2 separate regions of the Homo sapiens genome follow, and region 1 is linked to region 2. A link is an interaction called in ENCODE POLR2A ChIA-PET data of the cell type or tissue named here. Cell type or tissue: Panc1. All regions are shown on one strand. Each heading gives the region's core, and the rest is flanking DNA. Links, peaks and the distances in the headings are about the cores only. Region 1 has its middle 7.2 kb from the start of LGALS8. Region 2 has its middle 53 kb from the start of ERO1B.

What was found. Peaks named below come from ENCODE experiments on the same cell type or tissue, not always from the same donor. Only the 100,000 strongest peaks of a DNase experiment are listed, where the experiment ranks them.
Region 1: POLR2A ChIA-PET joins it to region 2 with 7 read pairs; 2 of 35 experiments call an interaction of 5 or more read pairs at or near these places.

The regions. Positions count from the first base shown.
Region 1 is chr1:236,515,307-236,518,222 of GRCh38, forward strand. It overlaps a transcript of LGALS8 not described here. Among named protein-coding and RNA genes, the nearest start is that of LGALS8, 7.2 kb to the right of the region's middle. RefSeq lists a silencer at 995-1,173. In Panc1, for the core only: no CTCF peak of the experiment used is centred there; no DNase peak of the experiment used is centred there; H3K4me3 peaks cover 1,090 bases; H3K27ac peaks cover 2,500 bases.
Region 2 is chr1:236,333,636-236,336,551 of GRCh38, forward strand. No RefSeq gene overlaps it. Among named protein-coding and RNA genes, the nearest start is that of ERO1B, 53 kb to the left of the region's middle. In Panc1, for the core only: no CTCF peak of the experiment used is centred there; no DNase peak of the experiment used is centred there.

The DNA.
Region 1 (2,916 bases), core at 373-2,872, 180 kb after region 2:
GAAACCATTTTTCTAAAATAAACAACAACTGTTTGCTTACGGATCAAAATGCAAAGGACCATAACATTTAGCCTCACCTTCCTACTACAGATCGAGTTTAAAAGTGCCATGGTATAGCTAAATTATGAAGAAAGATATGAATATAACTGCAAAAGTGGAAGGAGATTTGGGATAATTCTTGCCCATTTTGTTAGGCCAAATGCATCTTTGTGCAAATTAGAAAAAGGTGGTCTTCATCCCTTCACTCCTATCCTTTTGGGGGTGGAGGGGCAGTGGCTAAAGTACAGACTAGGTTTCAGCTACCACATCCTCCTTCAGTTAGCTGCCCTCGGCGTGACAGAAACATGTGCAAACAGCCCTGTGCCTTTGTCTTATGTTCCAGCCAGCCAAGAAAAATAGTTGTAAAAGAGCAGCTGCTGTTTGGGGTAATGACCTTGGACCCTCCCCAATTTGTTCCAAGCCTGTTTTTGTATTCATTTTTCCCACATTTATGTTCCTGGATGGAAGCTTCCATATCTGCTCTTGGCCCTATTTGAAATTCCCCAGATTTCCTTCCTGGCTCCTGGCCTTTGGTTTTTCATGTGGCTCCTGATCCCACACGCTCCCTGAATTTGGATTCTCCTGTCATTTCAGGTGCGAGGTTTCCCACTACAGCCTCTTGGGCCTCACCTCCAATACCTCTTTCCCATCAGAACAGCCCGGACCTTCCCCTATGGTAGAGCAGAGACAGAATTTAAATGAATTCTCAAGAAGTGCTTGGACTCATATCTAGCAAAATTACATGGCATTTAACCTTTGACACAAAAAATGCAGCTTCTAGGAATCTATCTAAAGATACACTGTGGCAAATATACAAAAAGAAGCATTATTTATCAAGCACTATTTCCTAATAAAATAATTCTTAGGTCAGGCGCAATGGCTCAGGCCTGTAATCCCAGCACCCTGGGAGGCTGAGGAAGGCAGATGGCTTGAGCTCTGGAGTTCAGGACCAGCGTGGGTAACATGACAAAACCCCATCTCTAACAAAAATACAAAAATTAGCCGGGCATGGTGGCATGCACCTGTAGTCCCAGCTACTCGAGAGGCTGAGGTGGGAGGATCGCTTGAGCCTGGGAGGCACAGGTTGCAGTGAGCCAAGATCGCACCACTGCACTCCAGCCTGGGTGACAGAGTGAGACCCTGTCAAAGAAAGAGAGAGAGAGAGAGAAAGGAAAGAAAGGAAGAAAGGAAGAAAGAGAAAGGAAAGAGAAAGAAAGAGAAAAAGAAAGAAAGAAGGAAAGAAAGAAAGAAAAAAGAAAGAAAAAGAAAGAGAAAGGAGAAAAAGAATTCTTACTAATAAATGCAGGAGAAATGATAGAATTGAAATATCACCATTTTCAATTCCTAATGAAATAACGTATCTAGGCAATGACCATCAATAGCTAGATGCTAAAATCATCTGATCAAACACTGATGGGAACTTCGTAACAGATGGATCAGGCTAACAACATCTGAAACCACTAACTGGTTTTGATGTCATAAAAAGAAAAACAACCAGATATTTTCTGTCTCCTGATGAGTTGCAATTGGAGCTACATATCACCTGTAAAGTCTTCTGGCCAAAAAATTAAGCCCAGCCGGACCTTATTAAACCTTTAAATCTAACAATTAGTTTTGAAGCTTTTACAGATTAAATGAAGTCTGAGATTTGCTTCAAAATGAACCAGTGGTGGGGAGGAAGTGGGTGAGGTGTAGGTGAAACAAGATTGGCCACGTCGATAATTGCTGGAGCTGGGCGATGAAAGCACAGGTATTTATCACACCATCTCTCTACTTTTGTGTGTTTTTTTGTTTGTTTTTGGTTTTGGTTTTAAGGAGCAGAGAGTCTAATAGGCAAGAAAGAAAAGAGAAGGCTGAAGGAAGACGCTCCCCCGTACAGAGACAGAGGGAGGGGGCTCCAAAGCCGAAAGAGGAGGTCCTCTTGTGTATGTTTTAAAATACTCCCAGATAAAATATTTTTGGAAGAGTACTTGGTTGGATTCAACAGCTTTTTTTTAATTTAAAAAAATCACCTCAATTTTTTTGCTTGCTCTAACGTGCCATAGAAATTCCTGAGGTTTTACTTGTTGCTTTACAATGAACTGTGTAAACACAAGCTGGAAGAGATCAGCTATGCGCTGGAAGGGTTGGTTAAATATTGAGACTGCCTTGCTGAGGGAAGCCTTTTAATGAATCTCAGTAATTTTGCAAGAGAAAAGATAACAATGAACACTACATTAAACATCATTCTTTTGCACTTTGCTAAATATGTGTATGTAAATTACTGTCTGACTGTTACTGGATATATACAGCATATACATATGCACTTTTTTTACTGTTTTTTTTTTTTTTTTTTTTTTTTTTTTTTTACAGAGCTTGCTCTGTCACCTAGGCTGGAGGGCAGTGGCGCAGTCTCAGCTCACTGCAATCTCCGCCTCCCAGGTTCAAGCGATTCTCCTGTCTCAGCCTCCAAAGTAGCTGGGACTACAGGCGCCTGCCACCGCTCCTGGCTAATTTTTGTATTTTTAGTAGAGACAGGGTTTCACTATGTTGTCCAGGCTGGTCTCGAACTCCTGACCTCGTGATCCATCTGCCTCGGCCTCCCAAAGTGCTGGGATTACAGGCATAAGCCACCGCGCCCGGCCCATGTATACTATTTATACATTTTTAGTATCATTTTGTCTTTACATTTTACATAATTTCAGATACATTTTCCTCATATCAAATAATTCAGCATTTTTTAGTACTAACATCATAGTCTGTAAGCCATTCAAAAAATGTATTTCACAAAATAGGCTATCTCATCCTTTGAGCTATTGAGATGAATTAATTTATACTCCTCCTAAGATCCCTCTCGTCACTAAGATTCTTTTATTTTATGACAAAACCATAGTTCTA
Region 2 (2,916 bases), core at 301-2,800:
AGTGGCGTGATCTCGGCTCATTGCAACCTCTGCCTCCCAGGTTCAAGCGGTTCTCCTGCCTCAGGAGTAGCTGGGATTACAGGTGCCCGCCACCACGCCCGGCTAAGTTTTGTATTTTTAATAGAGACCGGGTTTCACTATGTTGGTCAGGCTGGTCTCGAACACCTGACCTCAAGTGATCCACCTGCCTCAGTCCCCCAAATTGCTGGGATTACAGGTGTAAGCCACCATGCCCGGCCTAAAGCAGGTACTATTATTTCGATTTCATAAATTGTGAAACAGGGACACAGAACAAGAAGTAGCAAAAAGAAGAACCAAGATTTGAATCCAGAATGTCTGACTTCACATTCAATCTTAACCAATAAAAATATAGACCTGGTTCCAGCTTCAGCTCAGCTGTAACCTTGCCATAACGTTGGATAGGCTGTTTATGCCTAAGGTTCAGGCTCTTTGTCTGCAAATTAGGGATGTTCCAGGACATATGATTCCCAGGCCATTCCTGTGAACTCCATTTTGGAAATTCAACTACCTACTTGACTTTATATCAAGAACTGTGAAGGGTCTGAGACTTTGCCCAACCTGCTAGCAAAGAAGCTAGCCTGCCATAGTTTCTTGGATGCTGACAGAAATTACAAGGTGTTGAAGTCAGAAATGAAGAACTTTATTCCTCATAGCACAGCAGGTAGCATGAGCTTCCTGTTCATGTCAGTTCCCCTGGCTCCCCAGATAACAGAGAGCAGCTCAGGTGGAAGCTGCACATGCAGTAGGTCTGCATCACAATGAGGAACTCTGAGCACTGGGAACCCAAACCTTTTAAAATTGACAGCAGGCCAGCGCGGTGGCTCATGCCTGTAATCCCAGCACTTTTGGAGGCTGAGGTGGGTGGATCACTTGAGGTCAAGAATTCGAGACCAGTCTGGCCAACATGGTAAAACCCTATCTCTACTAAAAATACAAAAAAAAAAAAAAAAAAAAATCAGCCGGACGTGGTGGCACACACGTGTAATCCCAGCTACTTGGGAGGTTGAGATAGGAGAATCACTTGAACCTGGGAAATGGAGGTTGAAGTGAGCTGAGATCATGCCACTGCACTCCAGCCTAGGCAACAGAGTGAGACTCCATCTCAAAGAAAAAAAATATTTTTTGACAGTAAGCCTGTCTGATCTTTCCCCAGAGGGTGACATGGTCTTTATTGCACTAGGCAGTAAACAAATCTGCCCTCTGCTTTGGAAAGAGACATTCCCTCTATAGTCCAGGAATGTTTACTATATTAACATCACTGACAATGTAGTCTAGAACAAACGCTTTCAGTGCCTCTGCTTACAAAATGTGCAGAAATGGAGTGACTGATGGAGAATTGTCTCCAAACAATATCCACTTCTTATTTCTACACTCTTGGCTTCTGGTGAATTTCGTCATAAGTGAGTCACTTTGTCAGCCACTCTGATTGCTCTGACCAATAGAGGCTGGGACCAAATCTATTCATTTTATCCGACACAGCATTTAAAGCCAGTATCCACAGGACCCAAGCATCGGGATGAGGCCAACTTACAGTATTGACCTCAACCATTTGCCCCAAGATCCTGGACCAACCCAGCTAAACAAATCTCATAAACCATCATTATCACTAAGGTTCTGTACTGACCTCTCCACGTGGCTTGAGGCATTAGCCCAGGTGCAGCAGGACGTATTAGTGAGGCACAGTCTCTGCCTTGGCCCACAAGAAAGAAACCGAGAGCAATTCTGACACCTGGCTGATGCGTCCAGGTTGACCTGACAGGTCCAAAGTGGTGATAATTAAAGTCGGGGACAAATTTGTACCACTTTTTCTAACTAGATGACTCCCATGGTAGAGAAAACAGACTGTAATGTGTGCATTAAAATGGGTCGCTTGGCTGGGCATGGTGGCTCACATCTGTAATCCCAGCACTTTGGGAGGCCAAGGCAGGCAGATCACCTGAGGTCAGAAGTTCAAGACCAGCCTAGCCAACATGGTGAAATCCTGTCTCTGCTAAAAATACAAAAATTAGCTGGGCGTGGCGGCGCATGCCTGTAATCTCAGCTACTCAGGAGGTTGAGGCAGGAGAATCCCTTGAACCTGGGAGGCAGAGGTTGCAGTGAGCTGAGATAGCACCACCGCACTCCAGCCTGGGCAGCAGAGTGAGACTCTGTCTCGAAAAATAAATAAATAAATGAATAAATAAATAAATAAATAAATAAAATGGGTCAGTTATCCCCCTGGAAGTTTCCCCCAAGACACCAAGAATAGCTTCATTTTGGAGAGATCTCTGCAGTTACCTTAGGGCTACTTAATTCCCTCGTGGTGTTTTCTTAAATACTCTTAAGGTCTCTTAGGCCCACCCCTAAAATACAAATCCATGTATTTTGGAAGGAAGACAAATTAATGCATAGCTTCCACACCAGAAGTGCAGTGTCAGGGGACCACATGGTGCCCCTGGGAAAAAAAGTAACAACTGTTGGGATCCCCCAAGTAAGACCCATATCAGTTGAAGGGCATAGGTTGAGTGCCTCCAACATGGCTTCCTGGCAGGCTGAAAACCCTAGAGTTCCCAGCTTAGTGTGAATAATTGAGTCTAGTCCTTGTTTTGCTTCAAGTCCAGTTTATCCAGTTTGTCCACATCACCAACCAGGCAGTGTTCATCTACCCAAGGGATGACCAAGCAACATCTACAGAAATAGGGTGGGGAAGATGACCACAGGTGTTGACAGGTGTTTTGTGTGGGAGGTGCAGGAGTTGGGCCATCCCCTGCAGTGGCCTTTTTGGTCAGATGAAGAGGCATGACAATCAAACCATGGTTAGAGCTATCTGGCAGGGGATGGGAGGTACAATAGTCAGTTAAATGTCAAGGGCTTGTCAGGGTTTAGGAGACCTGCACCAGGGCATTTTCCTAGGTG